2 separate regions of the Homo sapiens genome follow, and region 2 is linked to region 1. Evidence: read pairs that join two places in POLR2A ChIA-PET (ENCODE). Cell type or tissue: PC-9. All regions are shown on one strand. Each heading gives the region's core, and the rest is flanking DNA. Links, peaks and the distances in the headings are about the cores only.

Region 1 (10,901 bases), core at 1,075-9,074:
GTCAATCCTAAGCCAAAAGAACAAAGCTGGAGGCATCACGCTACCTGACTTCAAACTATACTACCAGGCTATAGTAACCAAAACAGCATGGTACTGGTACCAAAACAGAGATATAGACCAATGGAACAGAACAGAGCCCTCAGAAATAATGCCTCATATCTACAACTATCTGATCTTTGACAAACCTGACAAAAACAAGCAATGGGGAAAGGATTCCCTATTTAATAAATGGTGCTGGGAAAACTGGCTAGCCATATGTAGAAAGCTGAAACTGGGGCTGGGCATGGTGGCTCAACCCTGTAATTCCAGCACTTTGGGAGGCCGAGGTGGGCGGATCACAAGGTCAGGAGATCGAGACCATCCTGGCTAACACGGTGAAACCCCATCTCTACTAAAAATACAAAAAAAATTAGCCGGGCACGGTGGCAGACACCTGTAGTCCCAGCTATTCGGGAGACTGAGGCAGGAGAATGGTGTGAACCCGGTAGGCGGAGCTTGCAGTGAGCCGAGATCGCGCCACTGCACTCCAGCCTGGGCAACAGAGCAAGACTCCTTCTCAAAAAAAAAAAAAAAAAAAAAAAAGAAAGCTGAAACTGGATCCCTTCCTTATACCTTATACAAAAATTAATTCAACATGGATTAAAGACTTAAATGTTAGACCTAAAACCATAAAAACCCTAGAAGAAAACCTAGGCAATACCATTCAGGACATAGGCATGGGCAAGGACTTCATGTCTAAAACAGCAAAAGCAATGGCAACAAAAGCCAAAATTGACAAATGGGATCTAATTAAACTAAAGAGCTTCTGCACAGCAAAAGAAACTACCATCAGAGTGAACAGACAACCTACAGAATGGGAGAAAATTTGTGCAACCTACTCATCTGACAAAGGGCTAATATCCAGAATCTACAATGAACTCAAACAAATTTACAAGAAAAAAACAACCCCATCAAAAAGTGGGTGACTCAAAAGAAGACATTTATGCAGCCAAAAAAAACACATGAAAAAATGCTCATCATCACTGGCCATCAGAGAAATGCAAATCAAAACCATAATGAGATACCATCTCACACCAGTTAGAATGGCGATCATTAAAGTCAGGAAACAACAGGTGCTGGAGAGGATGTGGAGAAATAGGAACACTTTGACACTGTTGGTGGGACTGTAAACTAGTTCAACCATTGTGGAAGTCAGTGTGGTGATTCCTCAGGGATCTAGAACTAGAAATACCATTTGACCCAGCCATCCCATTACTGGGTATATACCCAAAGGATTATAAATCATGCTGCTATAAAGACACATGCACACATATGTTTATAGTGGCACTATTCACAATAGCAAAGACTTGGAACCAACCCAAATGTCCAACAACGATAGACTGGATTAAGAAAATGTGGCACATATATACCATGGAATACTAGGCAGCCATAAAAAATGATGAGTTCATGTCCTTTGTAGGGACATGGATGAAACTGGAAACCATCATTCTCAGCAAACTATCGCAAGGACAAAAAACCAAACACCGCATGTTCTCACTCATAGGTGGGAATTGAACAATGAGAACACATGGACACAGGAAGGGGAACATCACACACTGGGGACTGTTGTGGGGTGGGTGGAGTGGGGAGGGATAGCATTAGGAGATATACCTAATGCTAAATGACGAGTTAATGGGTGCAGCACACCAACATGGCAGATGTATACATATGTAACAAACCTGCACATTGTGCACATGTACCCTAAAACTTAAAGTATAATAATAATAAAATTTTTTAAAAAGTTGCCTTTTCTGAATGATAGCACCACAATTTTGATGCATAAATATAAATATAGTGTATCTGATAGGAAAGAAATGCATATAAGGTGGCATGGCACTTCATAAAAATAGGAGAACGCTAAGAGAATAGTAAAATTCTCTTAGAAATCTAAGGAAGAGAAGGGATAGTGTTTATAATATCTAGTAGTTTTTAGTGGGTTTGTCAAATTTGAAGGAAAGCAAAAAGGGTGATTATCAACTTGTCTTATGGGAACTGGCCATGATGTAACAGCTTGAGCTAAGAGATTTGTTCTGCAAAAGCCCTAAGACTTGTTAGCAAATAATAATTTCATTAAAAGACAGAAAAAAAAAAAAACATGTATCTGCAGAGAAAATAAAACTCTATCTTTTTTCACTTAATAAAATAGCAAATATCACCACTGAACTCAGACATATAAACTGCCAGGATTTTAAGTGTTGAGATACTCATAAAATATGGACTCTCTCTCAGTATTGGTGGTGTTTCTTCCCTCCACCCCTCCTTTCTTACTCCCCTGGGAGTCCAGCCCCAACAATTACAGGGTTGCTATCACGGCAGCTGTCCCTGTTGCATAGTGCTGATTTTCTACATGCAAAAAATTTGGACTCTAGAGAGCTATGACAATGTGAGTTAACAATATGCCTGAATCTAGTTTGGGAAGACATGAGTTCATTGTGTTATAAGAAAAAATACTGAATATAAGTTATTTTCTTAAGATTTTTAATTGTTGCCATTGTCATTCTGGTTTTAATTAACAACTAATACTCTGAAATGAATTATTTGAATAGAATTAATGAAGTGTACAAGTAACTTAAGGAAGTTTCAACCCCTGGCTTCTGACCTGTATATAATTTAATGAACAAACAGAAAAGAGAATGGAAAATGGTAAAATGAATGTATTATTTTCTTAACCTAAATAGACAATATTGTTTTAAAAATTGAATATCCTCTCTCAGGCTATAGAACCTATTAAGATGACTTTTCTTTTTCTAACAAACAAAAAAATGATCCTTTTTGGTCTCTTTCTTAGATTTGTCTGATCCATCTAAAAGCCAGTTTCTACATTTCTGAACTTGACTGCTCACTATGATTAAAAGAGGATTTCCACACAATCATTTAGAAATTTCAAAATGTATGGTGTTTGGGAAATATATATTCATTATGACTACATCCAAAGCTTGGTATCAGAAGCTAAATTATTTTTTCCTTGAAATATAAATACTGCAACTTAGGTGGCATGGCACTATTGAAAACAGCTTGCCATATGCCTTTGATTTCACTGAGAGACGTGCCATCTGCCACCACACTCAAAAATGATTCAAAAAAATTAAAAAGAATGGTAGAAGATTGTCATCAAATGTGAGAATGTTACCCATCATGTGTGGTCTAAGACTGGGCCTGGGTACTAGTTCAGATTACCTCTAGTCATGAAGTCAAAGCTGGACAGAAACAAATAAATTCTCATTTTTTCTGTGGGTAATGAACTGAGTACGGTGTAGTTCCCTCAGCATGATTATTGATACAGCTTTAGAAAGAAGTCTTTGATATGAAAGTAAAAAAAAACAAAGATCCTAGGGCAATGCTTATTTTAAAGGAGTTTTGGCCCAAGGACTGGGATTAAAACAGGGAGAACTTGCTTATGCACAGTTAATTTATTTGTAAAAATTCAATACCTTCATGGGACTTTGGAGAAAGAAGAAAATGGCAAGATATCAGAGACTTTTGGAGGGGATATATGTATATCAAAGAAATGTATAAATCTATTTAGGTACTATATTTTATCAAGTGCTAAATCAGCCAAGTGTGTATTTTAACTCTACATAATAAAATCACTGAGATAAATCCCTTCAGATGATTCCCAAAGAACAGAGGTAATTTTTCTAAGAAGCTTAAAAATAGAAATCTCTCTTAAATGCATCCAGACAGTGCCCCTTACAATCACTACTTTGTCCCAAAAGAAAAAGAGAGCAGAACAAAATGTAAATTTTATAGGAAAAATTTTACAAGTAACTATTAGTTTATTTGGTTTGTTTATTTGAAGAAGGAAAAGATTCAAAACCTACAGACCAAATTTTGGCTAAGAGAATACTATCTTAGTCTGTTTTTTTTTGTTGCTATGCCTGACTGAGGCTGGGCAGTTTATAAAGAAAAGAGGTTTGTTTAGCTTATGGTTCTGCAGGCTAGGAAGTTCAAAGACCATGACACTAGCATCTGCTCAGCTTTTGGTGACAGCATTTCGTGCTGTGTCAAGACATGGCAGAAGGTCAAAGGGGAAGCAGACACGTGTGAAGAGACAAATTCTGAGGGGTATCCTGACTTCATCACAACCCACTCTGGGAGGAACTAATCCAGTATTCCCATAGCAGAAACTCACTCATTACTATGAGAACTGAAGCAAGTCATTCAGGAGAGCTCTGCCCCCGTGACCCAAGTACTTCCCACTAGGCCTCACCTCCCAGCACTACCACATTGGGGATCAAATTTCAACACGAGTTTTGGTGAGGACAAATTAAACCATACCCACATAGGAAGTACCATATGAACAAAGCAGCTGGATTTCTTTATAAAAGAAAAAGAGAGAACATGTTATTAAACTGTAAAATTGGTTTTGAGAATGAAATGCAATCCTGTTTCAGAAATTTGTAGCCAGTATTACAGGGTAGTCTTGTGCCTGGCTTGTGAGGTTTATTTGAAATGTTTCATTCCAGATAATCAAGGGAAAAATAGTTTCCAAATAATAGCATTTCCAGGACTCTTCTAAAAAATAAAATTAAAGATACGCAGCTCCCCCAAAATATCTAATTATTACAAATAACTATATTATAACTGCTCTAGAAAGTTTATGCCACCATTTATTGAAAAGTATTTAATGTGCATCTAAAAAGGCATTATAGGAAAAGAAGTAAAGAAATAATAATAATACATGGCATTTGTATATCACTTTTTTATTTATTTGTATTATATTTATAAAATAAGTGTTCCTATTTTATAGATAAGAAAATTAAGGCTTATCAGGGTTCACCTATCTAATGTCAAATAGCTAATAAATGTTGAAATCAGAAGTGAACATAGTCTTATGACATCATATCAGAGTTCCTTATATTCCAGCACCATTCCTCTTAGCCTAAGACACAGTGGTTTCCACTTTCAGGGTCTGATATACAATTCCATACAGTTGCCCTCAATATTTTCCATCTTAAACGTGGAAGTACTCCAGAAGCAGTAACATTTTAGCTCTTCTCAACAATAGACCCCTCTGTATAGACTGAGGAATTAAGGGTTTAAAAGGGAAAGTGAGAAGTATATTTATGTCACAATTTGACACAATCTACTTGTATGACAAGTTATACATGCATGAAATAAATACTATAGTAAACAATATGTCCTTGCTAATAGTATCAAATATGAACATATGAGAGTGATAATTTGATCAGTACAATAGATCAGACATTATATAACAGGGTTCATGTAGAATAAATATCTCACAATTTGCCTATCCAGATCAAATTTGTATATATAGTGTACAAATGACTATATATGAAATATATATATACACAAATGACTATATATATATATAGTTGGCATAGCACAGTGGTATTAGGCAGAGAATTTTGAATTGTAAAATAAATAATCTCTGCAAATTATCTAATAACTTATTTGTGAAGAAGGTCTAATTTTGAAACTGTTTCGTTGCTGTAAAATCAACTTCAAATAAAAGAGACACCACAAAATAGGGTGTCTCCAAAGGAAATCTTCAAAGACAGGAGAGTGGGGTAATCAAAGAAAAGTTTAAAGTTTGCTGAATTTCTTGGGCAAAAAAGTTGAAGTCTTTGAATAATATTTCTCTGAGTCATATTGCATCTACCATTTCTAGAAATATGTACAGCTATTAATAGAGAAAAGCAAAAGGAGCATCAGAAGCTGAGAAAAGGCAAGAAGACAAAGCAGGAAAGAAAACAAATGTCTTTGCAGTGCAGCCCTCAGAGTTTAGTCAAAATATTCTAGGACCATGAGACTGGGATCCTGTCCAGTCGGGAGGAGAGAGCTAGATATGGATGAAGGGACTTAGACAGTCCAGTTAAGAACTCTGATCCATTCTTTGTCTACACTCTGAAATCTGCAGAGTCCTTCATTCACAGGGGAGTTTACCCTTCACTTTGTGGAGCTAAGTATGTTAATAAAACATTACCCAGAGCTGTTCCTACAAAAAGCACATATCAAATAAGAAGGTAGAATGAGATGATCTCCAAGGTCTCTTCCCACTTTAACATGAGAATTTGCTAAGTGAAAAGCCTAATTATATTTTCAATTTTTAAAAAACGGAAATTTTCATTTAAAAAAAATTCATACTTCAGGAGCTCTTTTATCAAGAGGTTGGGAGATTAGGTGGCTAATGTTATACAACCTATTTTCTATTAGGTTTGGGATGCAGTTTTTGTCCCTAGATAATGGAAGAAATTCTCTTAATTGATACTTGTTATTAATTCTTTTGTTTCCCCATTTTCTAGTTGCGCTTTTTTTCACTTGCCAGTTTAGGAATTTGCTTGGCTCTTTTCCTATATTTAATGACTATATTTAAAAAAAGGACTTGGCCATGTGCCTAGAGGCTCTTGGGTGTTGGGTGCCATATAAACAAAATTAATTACTAACTTCAGTGCCAATATCACATCATTGGAAATGAGAGGTTAGTCGACCAAAAAAAAAAAAAAAAGACAAGTAAAAATTTCAACAAATAATAGTATGCATAGGATGCATAAAATAAAAAATTAATCAAGCATAAATTTGTATATATTTGTATAGTGTTCAGTTTTTCCTAATATACTCATATACATTATGTCAGGCCTTTGAGCCCAAGTCAAGCCATCGCATCCCCTGTGACTTGCATGTATACACCCAGATGGCCTGAAGTAACTGAAGAAACACAAAAGAAGTGAATATGCCCTGCCCCACCTTAACTGATGACATTCCACCACAAAAGAAGTGTAAATGGCCGGTCCTTGCCTTAACTGATGACATTACCTTGTAAAAGTCCTTTTCCTGGCTCATCCTGGCTCAAAAAGCACCCCCACTGAGCATCTTGCGACCCCCACTCCTGCCGGCCAGAGAACAAACCCCCTTTGACTGTAATTTTCCTTTACCTACCCAAATCCTATAAAATGTCCCCACCCTTATCTCCCTTTGCTGACTCTCTTTTTGGACTCAGCCCGCCTGCACCCAGGTGAAATAAACAGCCATGTTGCTCACACAAAACCTGTTTGGTGGTCTCTTCACACGGACGCGCATGAAATTTGGTGCTGTGACTCGGATCGGGGGACCTCCCTTGGGAGATCAATCCCCTGTACTCCTGTTCTTTGCTCCGTGAGAAAGATCCACCTATGACCTTAGGTCCTCAGACCGACCAGCCCAAGGAACATCTTACCAATTTTAAATCAGGTAAGCGGCCTCTTCTTACTCTCTTCTCCAACCTCTCTCACTGTCCCTCAACCACTTTCTCCTTTCCACTCTTCAACCTCTCCCTTCTCTTAATTTCAATTCCTTTCATTTTCTGGGAGAGACAAAGGAGACACGTTTTATCCATGGACCCAAAACTCCGGCGCCAGTCACGGACTGGGAAGGCAGCCTTCCCTTGGTGTTTAATCATTGCAGGGACGCCTCTCTGATTAAACACCCAAAAGGGCAAGTACCTCAACCCCTTCTCTCCTTGTCTCTACCCCTTCTCTGCTTTTCTGGGAGAGGGGCAAGTACCCCTCAACCCCTTCTCCTTCACCCTTAGCGGCAAGTCCCGCTTTTCTACGGGGCAAGAACCCCCAATCCCTTATTTTCACGCCCCAACCTCTTATCTCTGTGCCCCAATCTCTTATTTCCATGCCCCAACCTCTTATCTCTGTGCCCCAATCCCTTATTTCTGTGCCCCAACCTCTTATCTCTGTGCCCCAATCCCTTATTTCTGTGCCCCAACCTCTTATCTCTGCACCCCAATCCCCTATTTCCACACCTCGACCTCTTACCTCTGTGCCCCCATCCCTTATTTCCGCACCCCAACCTCTTATCTCTGTGCCCCAATCCCTTATTTCTGTGCCCCTACCTCTTATCTCTGTGCCCCAATCCCTTATTTCCGTGCCCCTACCTCATATCTCTGTGTCCCAATCCCTTATTTCCATGCCCCAACCTCTTATATCTCTGCACCCCAATCCCTTATTTCCATGCCCTGACCTCTTATCTCTGCGCCCCAACCCCTTTTCCCACTTTTCTGGAAGGTAAGAACCCCCGAACGCCTTCCCTCCGTTTCTCTACTCTCTCTTTTCTCTAGGCTTGCTTCCTTCACTATGGGCAAACTTCCACCCTCCATTCCTCCTTCTACTCCCTTGGCCTGTGTTCTCAAAAACTTAAAACCTCTTCAACTCACACCTGACCTAAAACCTAAATGCCTTATTTTCTTCTGCAATGCCTCTTGACCCCAATACAAACTCGACAGTAGTTCCAAATAGCCAGAAAATGGCACTTTGAATTTTTCCATCCTGCGAAATCTAAATAATTCTTGTCATAAAATAGGCAAACGGTCTGAGGTGCCTGACGTCCAGGCATTCTTTTACACATCAGTCCCTTCCTAGTCTCTGTGCCCAGTGCAACTCGTCCCAAATCTTCCTTCTTTCCCTCCCGCCTGTCCCCTCAGTACCAACCCCAAGTGTCGCTGAGTCTTTCTAATCTTCCTTTTCTACAGACCCATCTGACCTCTCCCTTCCTCCCCAGGCTGCTCCTCGCCAGGCCGAGCTAGGTCCCAATTCTTCCTCAGCCTCCGCTTCTCCACCCTATAATCTTTTTATCGCCTCCCCTCCTCACACCTGGTCTAGCTTACAGTTTCGTTCCGTGACTAGCCCTCCCCCACCTGCCCAGCAATTTACTCTTAAAAAGGTGGCTGGAGCCAAAGGCATAGTCAAGGTTAATGCTCCTTTTTCTTTATCCCAAATCAGAAGCATTTAGGCTCTTTCTCATCAAACATAAAAACCCAGCCCAGTTCATGGCTCTTTTGGCAGCAACCCTGAAACGCTTTACAGCCCTAGACCCTAAAAGGTCAAAAGGCCGTCTTATTCTCAATATACATTATATTACCCAATCTGCTCCCAACATTAAATAAAACTCCAAAAATTGGAATCTGGCCCTCAAACCACACAACAGGACTTAATTAACCTCACCTACAAGGTGTACAATAACAGAAAAAAAGTTGCAATTCCTTGCCTCCACTGTGAGACAAACCCCAGCCACATCTCCAGCACACAAGAACTTCCAAACACCTGAACTGCAGTGGCCAGGCGTTCCTCCAGAACCTCCTCCCCCAGGAGCTTGCTACACATGCCGGAAATCTGGCCACTGGGCCAAGGAATGCCCGCAGCCTGGGATTCCTCCTAAGCTGCATCCCATCTGTGTGGGACCCCACGGAAAATCAGACTGTTCAACTCACCTGGCAGCCACTCCCAGAGCCCCGGGAACGCTCTCTGACTCCTTCCCAGATCTTCTCGGCTTAGCGGCTGAAGACTGACACTGCCCGATCGCCTCGGAAGCCCCCTAGACCATCACGGACACCGAGCTTCAGGTAACTCTCACAGTGGAAGGTGAGCCCGTCCCCTTCTTAATCAATACGGAGGCTACCCACTCCACATTACCTTCTTTTCAAGGGCCTGTTTCCCTTGCCTCCATAACTGTTGTGGGTGTTGACGGCCAGGCTTCTAAACCTCTTAAAACTCCCCAACTCTGGTGCCAACTTAGACAATACTCTTTTAAGCACTCCTTTTTAGTTATCCCCACCTGCCCAGTTCCCTTATTAGGCTGAGACACTTTAACTAAATAATCTGCTTCCCTGACTATTCCTGGATCTCATTAAAACCTAATCACCCTTACCCCACTCAACGCCAATATCCCATCCCGCAGCACGCTTTAAAAAGATTAAAGCCTGTTATCACTCGCCTGCTACAGCATGGCCTTTTAAACCCTATAAACTCTCCTTACAATTCCCCCATTTTACCTGTCCTAAAACCAGACAAGCCTTACAAGTTAGTTCAGGGTCTACGCCTTATCAACCAAATTGTTTTGCCTATCCACCCTGTGGTGCCCAACCCATACACTCTTTTGTCCTCAATACCTTCCTTCACAACTCACTATTCCGTGCTTGATCTTAAAGATGCTTTTTTCACTATTCCCCTGCATCCCTCATCCCAGCCTCTCCTTGCTTTCACTTAGACTGACCCTGACACCCATTAGGCTCAGCAAATTACCAAGGCTGTACTGCCGCAAGGCTTCATAGACAGCCCCCATTACTTCAGTCAAGCCCAAATTTCATCCTCATCTGTTACCTATCTCGGCATAATTCTCATAAAAACATACGTGCTTTCCCTGCTGATCGTGTCCAATTAATCTCCCAAACCTCAATCCCTTACAAAACAACAACTGCTTTCCTTCCTAGGCATAGTTAGTGCGGTCAGAATTCTTACACAAGAGCCAGGACCGCACCCTGTAGCCTTTCTCTGCAAACAACTTGACCTTACTGTTTTAGCCTAGCCCTCATGTCTGTGTGCGGCGGCTGCCGCTGCTTTAATACTTTTAGAGGCCCTCAAAATCACAAACTATGCTCAACTCACTCTCTACAGTTCTCATAACTTCCAAAATCTGTTTTCTTCCTCATACCTGACGCATGTACTTTCTGCTTCCCCGCTCCTTCAGCTATACTCACTCTTTGTTGAGTCTCCCACAATTACCATTGTTCCTGGCCCGGACTTCAATCCGGCCTCCCACATTATACCTGATACCACACCTGACCCTCATGACTGTATCTCTCGGATCCACCTGACATTCACCCCATTTCCCCAAATTTCCTTCTTTCCTGTTCCTCACCCTGATCACGCTTGATTTATTGATGGCGGTTCCACCAGGCCTAATCGCCACACACCGGCAAAGGCAGGTTATGCTATAGTACAAGCCACTAGCCTGCCTCTTAGAACCTCTCATTTCCTTTCCATCATGGAAATCTATCCTCAAGGAAATAACTTCTCAGTGTTCCATCTGCTATTCTACTACTCCAGGGATTATTCAGGCCCCCTCCCTTCCCTACA
Region 2 (10,901 bases), core at 936-8,935, 220 kb before region 1:
TTAAAGTTTAATGGGAGTCTCACTATGTCCCAAATTAGATGCATTTCCCCTCTATAAACAAGAATTTATAGACTAGAGAGTCTAGAATTATGGGAAGAAGAAGCACAAATTACCTAAGTGGGTCACTAAGGTGATGATAAGCAAGGTTATGCCAACTTCTGTCCCCTTTTTGGAGACCCATTTATTCTATTATTAGAGACACAGAACGATATACTGATATTTCTACATCCCAAAAAGTGTTACCCCAGTTTTGCAGAATCTAATGTCCAAGCTGGTTCTTCATCTGCACCTCCAACAGACTAATCAATTTCTCTCTTATTCCAGCAGCTTCTGAATGATGCACTATCATCTGGCCCAGTGACCCTCATGATTATGTACATATTGACATAGCAACTTTGCTGTAATGTGGGTCCCTTGATTCAGGGAGATGCTATGTGGGATCACATATTGGTGAATCAAGCACTATGAAATCCCTTGAATATTGGCACTGGCTAAGTCCTTGCAGGCAGGAAAGCCAAATCCGTATTGAAAATGTGAATCAATTCCAGTCAAGATGAATCACTGCATCTTCGAAGACAGAAGATGGCTAACATAATCAACTTCAGACCAAATGGCTGCTTGATCTCCACAAGGGATAGAACTATATCCAGTGTTGAATATTGATTTCTGTGGCTGTCAGATTGAATGCTCAACTGTGGTAATAACTGGGGTAGGGAGTTTGTGTCACTTGGGTGTTCTGGGAAGCAGAGGCTGAGGCAATGATAGGAGTACAAGAAGATTATTGTGTGGAAGGAAGGGGATAATGACTATGAAATATAAATTGAGGAAGGGATAATGACTGAAATGTAAACTGAGGGAGAAGCAGAATTGGGCAGGGAAAGGCCACAGAAAATAATACAGATTTGATACCTATGGAAGGAAAAAGAAGAGGAAGCAGGATTTTTCAAGGAGAGCTTCAGACCACAGTAGAAATTTGACAAAGTCTGGCCAATCTAATGGAGCTCCAGAATAAAGATCACCCAGAGAGGAGTCTATTCTTTTGATATTTATCCATACCCTAGTATCTTTTCACAGTCAATAACTGGCTGGGGGCATTGTGAAGGAGAAGCCTAACTTCAGCTTAAAAACTAAAGTAGATCTTTAAAGCACTCACAGCTAAAAGTTGTCAGCTAACTGCAGTCCTTGGAGCTAAATAGTAAATTCTTTCTGGATAGAAGATCCTAGCAGAGCATCTTTCTGGCAGCCACAGTCCTCTTTGCATCATGCAGACCCACTTCCCCATATTCATGAGCTCTTCGTTCAGACTTTGGAGGCCTTTACTCCTAAGGGGATATTCAGAAAAGGGATGTTAGGACAAACTACAGTTGTTTTCAAAATCACAACTGGTATTCATCATTTTTTTCCTCTAATAACAATTCCAAATTCCCTTCTTCCTCGTGTATTATCTCTATTTCTTGGTGGTTTAGTTAGTGTTATGACCCAGATATTCATTCAGGAAGTGTCAGAGATTTTTTTTGGAAACAGGCACATAAATATTCATATCCTTTCTGTGACACCTATTAGGTGTGAGATCATGAACAAGTGACATAAGTGCTGTGTAACTGCTTTGCCATCAATAAAATGTGAGAAAACTTGAAGGTAATTATGAGGATTACCTAAAATACCATTAAAAATGGATTAATACTGTTTCTGCCACAGAACAAGCACCCAATAAAATGCTTTGATTATGATTATTATGTCAGCCTTCTCAAAATATCTAGAAATTTAGGAGTTTTGCTCACTCATCAAAACAAAACAAAAATTAAAAGAAACAAAGCACTCTTCCCTAAAATCAGCATTAACAGAACACAAAAGTATTCCAAAAATTCCTCCCCCTAAAATGTAATACCCTTTTGGTAAATAGTTACTTTAAAAAATTATAGGAAGGAGGGAGGTGAAGCCATCTAGAAAGGAAAAAATTTTGCTTCATCATCCCCTTGGAATTCCTTTCATGCATTATCTGATCAGATTATGATTGCAAATCAGCTGTAAGAATTCACAGTTCTTTCTCCTCTGGCCTTGAGAGCAGAGCTCTACTTAGAACTCTATTTCTGAGCATTGAGAGGCTTCATTAATTTTCCATCCTCACACTCTTTGTCCTAAGACCCCGTAAGGGCGCCCACCTGTCTGTCTACTTAAACAGCTTTTATTCAGCAGAATTGGCAATTGCTGATTCCCTAATGGCCTCACTAAGTCATTGATCTGGTAAGTTTTCTTTTATATTTTTCAGAATAGCAAATAAAAGCCTCTTGTAGAGCAATCTCTTAAAATCTATCTACTTACTGACTCCCATAGATTACTCTGTCTTTCCTTGTACACCTACTGCTGAGGCACACCTGACTCTTAACTTCTTGTTTCTTCTGCCTGAAAAAAGGTAAAATTCCCCTTAATATAACTTGGTTTTCTATTCTAATATTGAAGTACAAATGTCTGTAATATAGAAAAGTCTTTATGCCATGAAAAATTCAGAAACTAATGGAATGTAGTACATCCTACAGTTTTTTTCTAGATTTTCCAGAGTCCACAGGCTTTTTTAATCTCTTGAGGTATGCTAGTTTCTTTAACAGCCTCAAGAAGGAAGGTGTTAAGAAAGGTAATGAAGGTGTTAAGAGTCCAGAAGATCATGAAGACCTTAAGGATGTCCTGAATGCTATTGTATTCTAAAACAGGATCATCCCCATTTCCTATACTATTACCCTTCCAACCCCAAGGTCCTTATACAAGTAATTTTGAACAGCATTCACAGGAAACAACAGCCAGAATTGTAAGGTGGCCCACTGCTACTGTTTGAATGTGTCCCTCACAATTTGTGTGTTGGAAATTAATCTTCAGAGGGCTCTGCCCTCACTAATAGATTAATGACTTTATCGTGGAAGTAGATTAGTTACCACAAAAGCAGATTCCCGATAAATGGATAAGTTTGGCTCTCTTCCACACACTCTCTCTTGTGTGCCCTCTTGCCCTTCTGCCTTCTGCCATGGGATGATGCAGCAAGAATGCCCTTGCCAGATGTGCGCTCCTCAACCTTAGACTTCCCAGTCTCCAGGACTGTAAGAAATAAATCTCAGTTCTTTATACAATTTCAGATATTCTGTTATAGCAATGCAAAATGGACTAAGACACCCAGCATGGTGGTTTCCCTAAATCTGTTCCAGTTTTAGCACTAAAAGTCTCACATCCTGGGAAAACCTTTGGTCCCAAGCAAACTAGAGCAGTCAGTCTCTCTGCATGAAGTCATTAGAAATATGGACCCTGGAGTCAAGAAGACCAGGAAGAAATTCTTAGCTCTATTTCTTACAAATTGTATCACCCTGGGTGTCTTAGTCCATTTTTTGCTGGTATAACAGAATACTAGAGGCTGGGTAATTTATAAAGAAGAAAAATTTATTTCTCACAATACTGGAGGCTGGAACATCCAAAGGCATAATGCTGGTGTCTGGAAAGAATCATCTCAAGGCAGAAGATGTAAGGTAGAAGCAGGTGCACCAGTCAGAGAGGCACCAGAGGCCAAGTTTGCTTTATATCAACCCAGTCTGTCAATAACTAACCTGCTCCCAAGATAAGAACATCAATTCATTCACGAGGACTCCACCATCATGATTTAATCACCTCTTATTAGGCCCCACCTTCCTGTTGCTTTGGGGATTAAGTTTCCAACACATGCAAACCATAACACCGGACAAGTAATTAAACCTCAATTAAGCCTCAGTGTCCTCAGCTGTAGTTAAGGGCACAAATACCTTTTTTACAACAGAATTTTTCCAAATAGTGACTGAGACGATAAATTTAAATTATTTAGCGTAGTTTTTTTAGGCACATTGTAAGTTATCAATAAATATCAGCTATTGTGATTGTTAGGGTTGAGTTACTTGGCATTGAGCATGTCTCTGGTATGTTCCTATAGCCTTTGATGGTGTTGATTAAAAGGGAACATTGTAAGCTTACTGATAACCATAGTGATATGTGGTCTTAGAATCAAGAACTTCTGCATTCCTTTGCAATTATTCTACTGAGAAATTAAATCCTTGGAACATTTTATGCAAGTGAATGCTGGAAAAATTTTCATGGGAAATGCCACTGGAAATGAAAGTTATCAAGGTAGTGGTTAAGACCGTGGCTCTGGAATCAAACAGAACTGGGTTTGTCTCTGGTTTTACCTTATAAATCGTGCCACCTGAGTCTGAGCTTCCTCATCAGCATAGTGGCTGTGTTCATACTGGTCTCCCAGGATTTTAGGGATTCTTAGTGAGATGGTGCTTGCAAATTGCTTTCCACACCACCTAGCCATTGAAATTGTTCTTTAAACACTATGAAATAATATAAGCTAACATTTATTAAGTACTCATTATGTGCTGTACACTATTTTAAAGGTTTTTATGTATCAACCAATTTAATATTAAAAATTACTATGTGAGATAGATAGTGCTACTTTCTGCATGTGATAAATTTGAAAACTGAAGACTAGAGAGATTAAGTACCATGACCTAGTTGCCCAACAGATGGACTGTGATTAAGGTACCAATCAAAACCATCAAAAATATAGTTAGATAGAATGAATATGATCTAGTACTTGATAGCACAGCAGGGGGACTACAGTCAACAATAATTTATTGTATTTTTAAATAACTAAAATAGTATAATTGGATTGCTTGTATCACAAAGAAAAGATAAATGCATGAGTTGATGGATACCCATTTACCCTCAATGTGACTATTATGCGTTACATGCCTGTATCAAAATAGCTTGCATATCCTATAAATATATACACCTACTATATTCCCACAAAAAGTAAAAATAAAAAATAAAAACCATCAGGCTCCTGAGCCCAAGCTATTAACCACCACACTGTTGTTAGAGTGTCCAGATAGTAGAGCACAGAAAGGTAAGAAGGTAAGGGAAAGACTCTTAAATATCTACCCTTGAGAAGTAGGAAGTAGGGACCTCAAAGGATGGAAATGTACTCATAATCACACCAGCCTTCCTAATCAAAAGACAAGTTTCCACTCACACAAAAATGTGAACCCATAGAAATTATTATTATATAGAAACACTAAGTTATGGCTTAATGTACATCTCTGAAAGACATAGCTTACTGGGAATATTAGTCTGTTTTCCTGCTGCTGATAAAGACATACCCAAAACTGTGTAACTTATAAGAAAAACAGGCTTAATTGACTCAGTTCTATGTGGGTGGGGAGGCCTCACAATCATGGCAGAAGGTAAAAGGCATGTCTTACATGGTGGCAGACAAGAGAGAAAAGGAGAGCCAAGTGAAAAGGGAAACCCCTTATAAAACCATCAGATCTCCTGAGACTTATTCACTACCCTGAGAACAGTATGGGGGAAACCAACTCCATGGTTCAATTATCTCCCACAGAATTGCTCTCACAACACATGAGAATTATGGGAGCTATAATTCAACATGAGATTTGGGTGGGGACACAGCCAAACCATATCGTTGGACTAGCAAAGGCAGAGCCATCTGATTTTAAAAAACTTCACATTTCTTTTATTCAGGCATATGAAATAGCAAACATTTTTTCTTGACTTAAAAGTTTATGTTGGGTTCCCAAAGAATTCGTCTTTTCAAAATTAGGTGACTTTATCATCACCATAAATCAATGACAGATAAATCAAAAACAGAAGAAAAATATAAAATTAAAGAAGTTGCTTTCAGATGTAAGAACAATTCCAGACCATTGGCTCTTGGCAACACCATCGACTTCAAAGGAACACATTGATTTTGGACTTCTGATTCTCATACAAAACAGTAATGAGAACAAGCCAGAAAAACTTCATTATACTATTTTTTACACCCACCAGATAGCCGAGGTCAAAGAGAACCTGAATGAATTAAACTCCAGAAAATGATGAACTCTTCTAGAAGAGAAGAAACTTGCACTGCTATCATCAAAATCACCTGCACTGGGGCAAGGAGCAACCAGCTAAATTTTAATGAACTTTCAATGGCTATATGTGGCCTGTATCGATTAATGGAAATCCTAAGGAGCCCAAGCCATTTGGAGTTTACACTCACTTATTAACTTTTTTTGAGTCTTTAGTGAATGCATGAATAGTTTTAATGCAACGAAATCTGAGAGAGTTGAGAGCGTGCCCCCATCCCCTAAGGCAAATAGGCCTTCTTCCACAAGTAAGGCTACATCTTGCTGAAGACTGAGGGTAGTAATGCAGGATTGCTAGAAGTCATGAAGCACTCCAAGCTGTCATGCAACACACTTGTAAAGGCCTTCAGAAAGCCGAGGAAATGTCAGTAGGACAGAAGATCTTCTAATGTTTGGAAAGTCAGAGATGGAGATGGAGGACAAGAATGCCCTAGCCTCTATAAAGTGGGCTTACAGACTTTAAAGAAGAAAGAGAGAGGGAGAGAGAGAAAGAGAGAGAGGGAGAGAGAGAGAGAGAGAGAGAAAATTTCACATCATTCAGAAAACTGGCACCTAAGTCGTAAAGCATAAAGAGTCTTGACATGCTAGAATCTCAATCCCTGATTAAGGAAAAGTCCTGATTCTCCAAAGTCTGAAACCAATTGTAAACTAAAACTAACTGGAGCTGCATCAAAGTCTACCCAAATCAAATACCTTTTAGATGAACTCAGCTCCCCACGCTTAACAGCCTGACAAAAGAAGAAACTGTCAACCTAAGGAAAGAAACTGCGACAAAATTAGTATAAGCAGAGAGTTTCTTTAGGCCAAGTTTGAAGACCATAAACCCAGAAGCTATGGGTTCAACTTGCCCTGAATGTATGCTTTGATTAGCAGCAGTTACAAGTCAGTTTTTAAAGGAAAAAAGAAAGGGCAGTTCTTAAGTTGACATAAGTTATTGGTTGGCTATACATCATTTTTTGTATCACAAATTCCAGGAACGTGAAGATAATGTGTGAAGGTCACATTGTGCAACTTGTGGTAACATTTTAGGTAATTTATCAGCTAGTCTGGAAACTACTTAGAAGGAAAGAAAAAACAAAATGCCTTTCTACAATTAAACCAGAACATGATGGGTGTGTTGGGGTAGGAGTGGTTTAGGAGAGCGACCAAAGTCTCTGCTCTTGTCTTTTTGGACCTGATAAATTTCCATGCCTAATATTCTTAAAACTACACTGAGCTGCCTTTTTTTCTCAGAACATAAGCTTTTCTAGGTATAAATATTTATTTCAGCCTCTATTTTATACATAATATCCAGCATATAATAAAAAGTATGTAACTCACAATAAGTATAAAAATCTGATTCACAGTAAAGAGAGGAGATACTCAAGAAGAGCAGACATAGAAATGGTCCCAGACGCAGAAGTTATAGAGTTTTCTTAAAAATATATATATTTCTTTTTATTATAAATTATCTATAATACCTAATTTATATTCAGAGAAGATCAAAATTAAGAAACAATAACATTAGAAAATACCAAATACCTAGAAGCAAATCTAACAGAAGGTGTGAAAAATGTTTATATTAAAAACTTAAAATATTGTGAGGAGTAATTAATGAAAACTTAAATAGATATTACATGCAAATGAAGTATAAGATTCAATAATGCTAATATGTTTATTTCACATCTTCAGGCTCAATGCAATACCCAAAATGTTCCAGACATTTTTTGGAGGGTACTGACACATTCATTTTGGAATTTATATGGAAATACAAATATCAAAACAATCTTGAACAAATTTGGAGGACCTTCTATATCTAATTACAAGCCTTACTGTAAAGTTACAATATTTAAGACACTATGGTAATAGCACCTGGAAAAATAAACATTAGGAAAATATAGAGTACAGAAATATTTGCGCATCTATATGGACAACTGATTTTTGATCAATTTACAAAGTCATTTCAATGGGGAAAGAAAAGCTTTTAAAGAAATTATGCTGGAACAATGGAAAATATTCAGGGAGGAATAAAAAATCATCTCAACTCCTACTTTGCTCCGTACTCAAAAATTCATTTAAGACAATGGCCCAGCATGGTAGCTCACACCTATAATCCCAGCACTTCGGGAGGCTGAGGCAGGAGGATCACTTAATCCCCAGAGTTTGAGACCAGCCTGGGCAACATGGCAATACCCTATCTCTACAAAAAATTAAGAAATTAACGACCAGGCACGGTGGCTCACGCCTGTAATCCCAGCACTTTGGGAGGCCGAGGTGGGCGGATCGCGAGGTCAGGAGATTGAGACCATCCTGGTAACACAGTGAAACCCCGTCTCTACTAAAAATACAAAAAATTAGCCGGGTGTGGTGGTGGCTGCCTGTAGTCCCAGCTACTAGGGAGGCTGAGGCGGGAGAATAGTGTGAACCCGGGAGGTGGAGCTTGCAGTGAGCCAAGATCTCACCACGGCACTCCAGCCTGGGCGACAGAGTGAGACTCTGTCTCAAAAAATATATAAATAAATAAATAAACAAATAAATTAGCTAGGCATGCTGGCATGCTCCTGTTGTCCCAGCTACTCAGGAAGCTGATGCAGGAGGATCACTGGAGCCTAGGGAGTCCAGGCTGCAGTAAATTGTGTTCATGCCACTGCACTCCAGCCTGAGTGACAGAGTAAAACCCTTTCTCAAAAAAAAAAAAAAAAAAAAAAAAAAAAAAAGCTAGAATTCTAAAGCTTATACAAGGAAACAAGAGAAGACCTTCATGACCTTAGACTAGGTATGTTACAGTTCTCCAGAAAGAACCAATTGTGTGTGTGTGTGTGTGTGTGTGTGTGTGTGTGTGTGTGTGTGTGTAAAGATTTATTATGAGAAATTGGCTTACATGATTATGGAGGCTCTCAGGTTCCAAGATCTTCAGGGTGAGTCAGCAAGCTGGAGATCCTGGAAGGCCAATGGTTTAGTTCCAGTGTGGAGGCAGGAAGCATTCTCTCTCACTTAGGAGAAGGTCAGCCTTTTGCTTTTATGGGAACTTTTGACTAATGGGATGAGGCCCAACCACATTAGGAAGGGTAATCTGTTCTACTCAGTCAGCCAATTTCAGCATCCAGAATAGTGTTACCCTTTGGACCTGTCAAGTTGACATATAAAATTAACCTTTTATTAGACATGACCTAAAAAGCCCTAACCACAAAAGAAACAAAATAATAATTTAGACTTCATCAAAATAAAAATATCCACTCATCAACAGACATTCTTAATGAGATAAATAAGTGGACCACAGAAAGGAAAAAAATTTGTCACACATATGTCTAACAAAGGAATTATATTCAGCATATATTTAAAAAATTCCTAAAACTGCAGCAAAAAACCCATATAAAAATGGCTCCCAAAAGTACATCACAAATAAAGATACACAAACATTTAATAAGCACATAAAAAGGTAGCTAACATCATTTGTCATGTAAAAATACAAGTCAAAACCACAATAATATGCTATTTAACATAAATTGTATAAAATAAAAACAATTGACAGTGCAAATGGGGCCCAAAATTATGAAACAACTAGAACCTTGTATTACATTATACTCTAACTGACAATGCATGATCACTTTGGAGAACTGTTTGGCAGTTTCTTCCCCCATGTAACCCAGTAGTTCTACTCCTAGGTTTGAGGGCATATGTTAACAAAAATATTACATAAGAAGGTTCACAGTAGCCTTATCTATCGTAGCCAAAGCCTAAAAGCAGCAGAAATGTCCATCAACAGGGCAATGGGCAAATGAATTGTGATATAGTCATATAAGTAATACGGTTCAGTTCATACATGTTATAGTTAATGTGACAGTTAATTTTATGTATTAATTTGAATGGACCAAGGGATACTCAGGTAGCTGGTAAAACATTCTTTCTGGGTGTGTCTGTGAGGGTGTTTCCAACAGTGATTAGCACTTAAATCAATAGATCTAGTGAAGAAGATCTACCCTCACCAACATGAGCAGGCATCATCTAATTCTCTGAGGGCCCAAATAGAACAAAAATGTGGAGGAAAGACAAATTTGTTCTCTGTCTCCTTGAGCTGAAACATCCACCTTCTGCCCTTGGACACTGGAGCTTCTGGTTCTGGAGTCTGCAGACTCCAGGGCTTAGAACTTTGGCTCCCCTGATTCTTTACACATGAATTATGTCACTGGCTTTTCTGGGTCTCCAGCTCACAGACAGCAGATGGTAGAACTCAGCCTCCATAATTGCATGAGTCAATTCCCATAATAAGTTTCTCTCTCTCTCTCTCTCTCCCCATATCTATCTATCTATCTATCTATCTATCTATAATTTTCCTTTGGTATCCTCCCACATACACCAAAATTTATAGATGGTCAGTCCCTGATATAAAATGGTATATATTTGTCTATAATCCATACACATTCTCCCGTATACTTTAAGTCATCTTACTTATAATATCTAATATAATAGAAATGTTATATAAGTAGTTGTCTTACTATATTGTTTGGAAATAAGGACAAGGAAAAAATTCTGTACATGTTCAGGCACATTATTTTTTGAATATTTCTACCCAAGATTGAGTGAATCCATGGATGTGATTGTATTCCTCAGGGTTCTCCAGAGACACAGAATCATGAGAGATATACACACACATGCACACACACATACACACATGTTAAGTGATTATACAATTGTGTTAAATGACATAGAGACACAAAAGAGAGTGTACTGTACAATTCGTAGTTTAAAATCAGACACAAGAAATCTATGGTGATAGAAATCAGAAAGCCCTTGCCTCTAGGGCATGGGAAGTGACTGGAAAGGGAACTGATATGGTTTTGCTGTGTCCCTACCCAAATCTCAGCTTGAATTGTAACTGGTACAATTCTCATGTGTCATGGGAGGAACCCAGTAGGAGGTAATTGAATCATGGGGGCAGGTCTTTCGTGTGCTGTTCTCATGATGGTGAATAAGTCTCAA

What was found. ChIA-PET counts read pairs that join two places held together with the same protein. Peaks named below come from ENCODE experiments on the same cell type or tissue, not always from the same donor. Only the 100,000 strongest peaks of a DNase experiment are listed, where the experiment ranks them.
Region 2: POLR2A ChIA-PET joins it to region 1 with 8 read pairs; 2 of 35 experiments call an interaction of 5 or more read pairs at or near these places.

Annotation. Positions count from the first base shown.
Region 1 is chr6:114,424,028-114,434,928 of GRCh38, reverse strand. All of the region lies in intron 5 of LOC107986638 (a long non-coding RNA gene), which reads right to left. Among named protein-coding and RNA genes, the nearest start is that of HS3ST5, 86 kb to the right of the region's middle. RefSeq lists enhancers at 6,515-7,184, 7,855-8,525, 8,526-9,194, 9,195-9,865, 9,866-10,535. In PC-9, for the core only: no CTCF peak of the experiment used is centred there; no DNase peak of the experiment used is centred there.
Region 2 is chr6:114,642,193-114,653,093 of GRCh38, reverse strand. No RefSeq gene overlaps it. Among named protein-coding and RNA genes, the nearest start is that of LNCPOIR, 100 kb to the right of the region's middle. In PC-9, for the core only: no CTCF peak of the experiment used is centred there; DNase peaks (open chromatin) are centred at 1,963 and 4,033.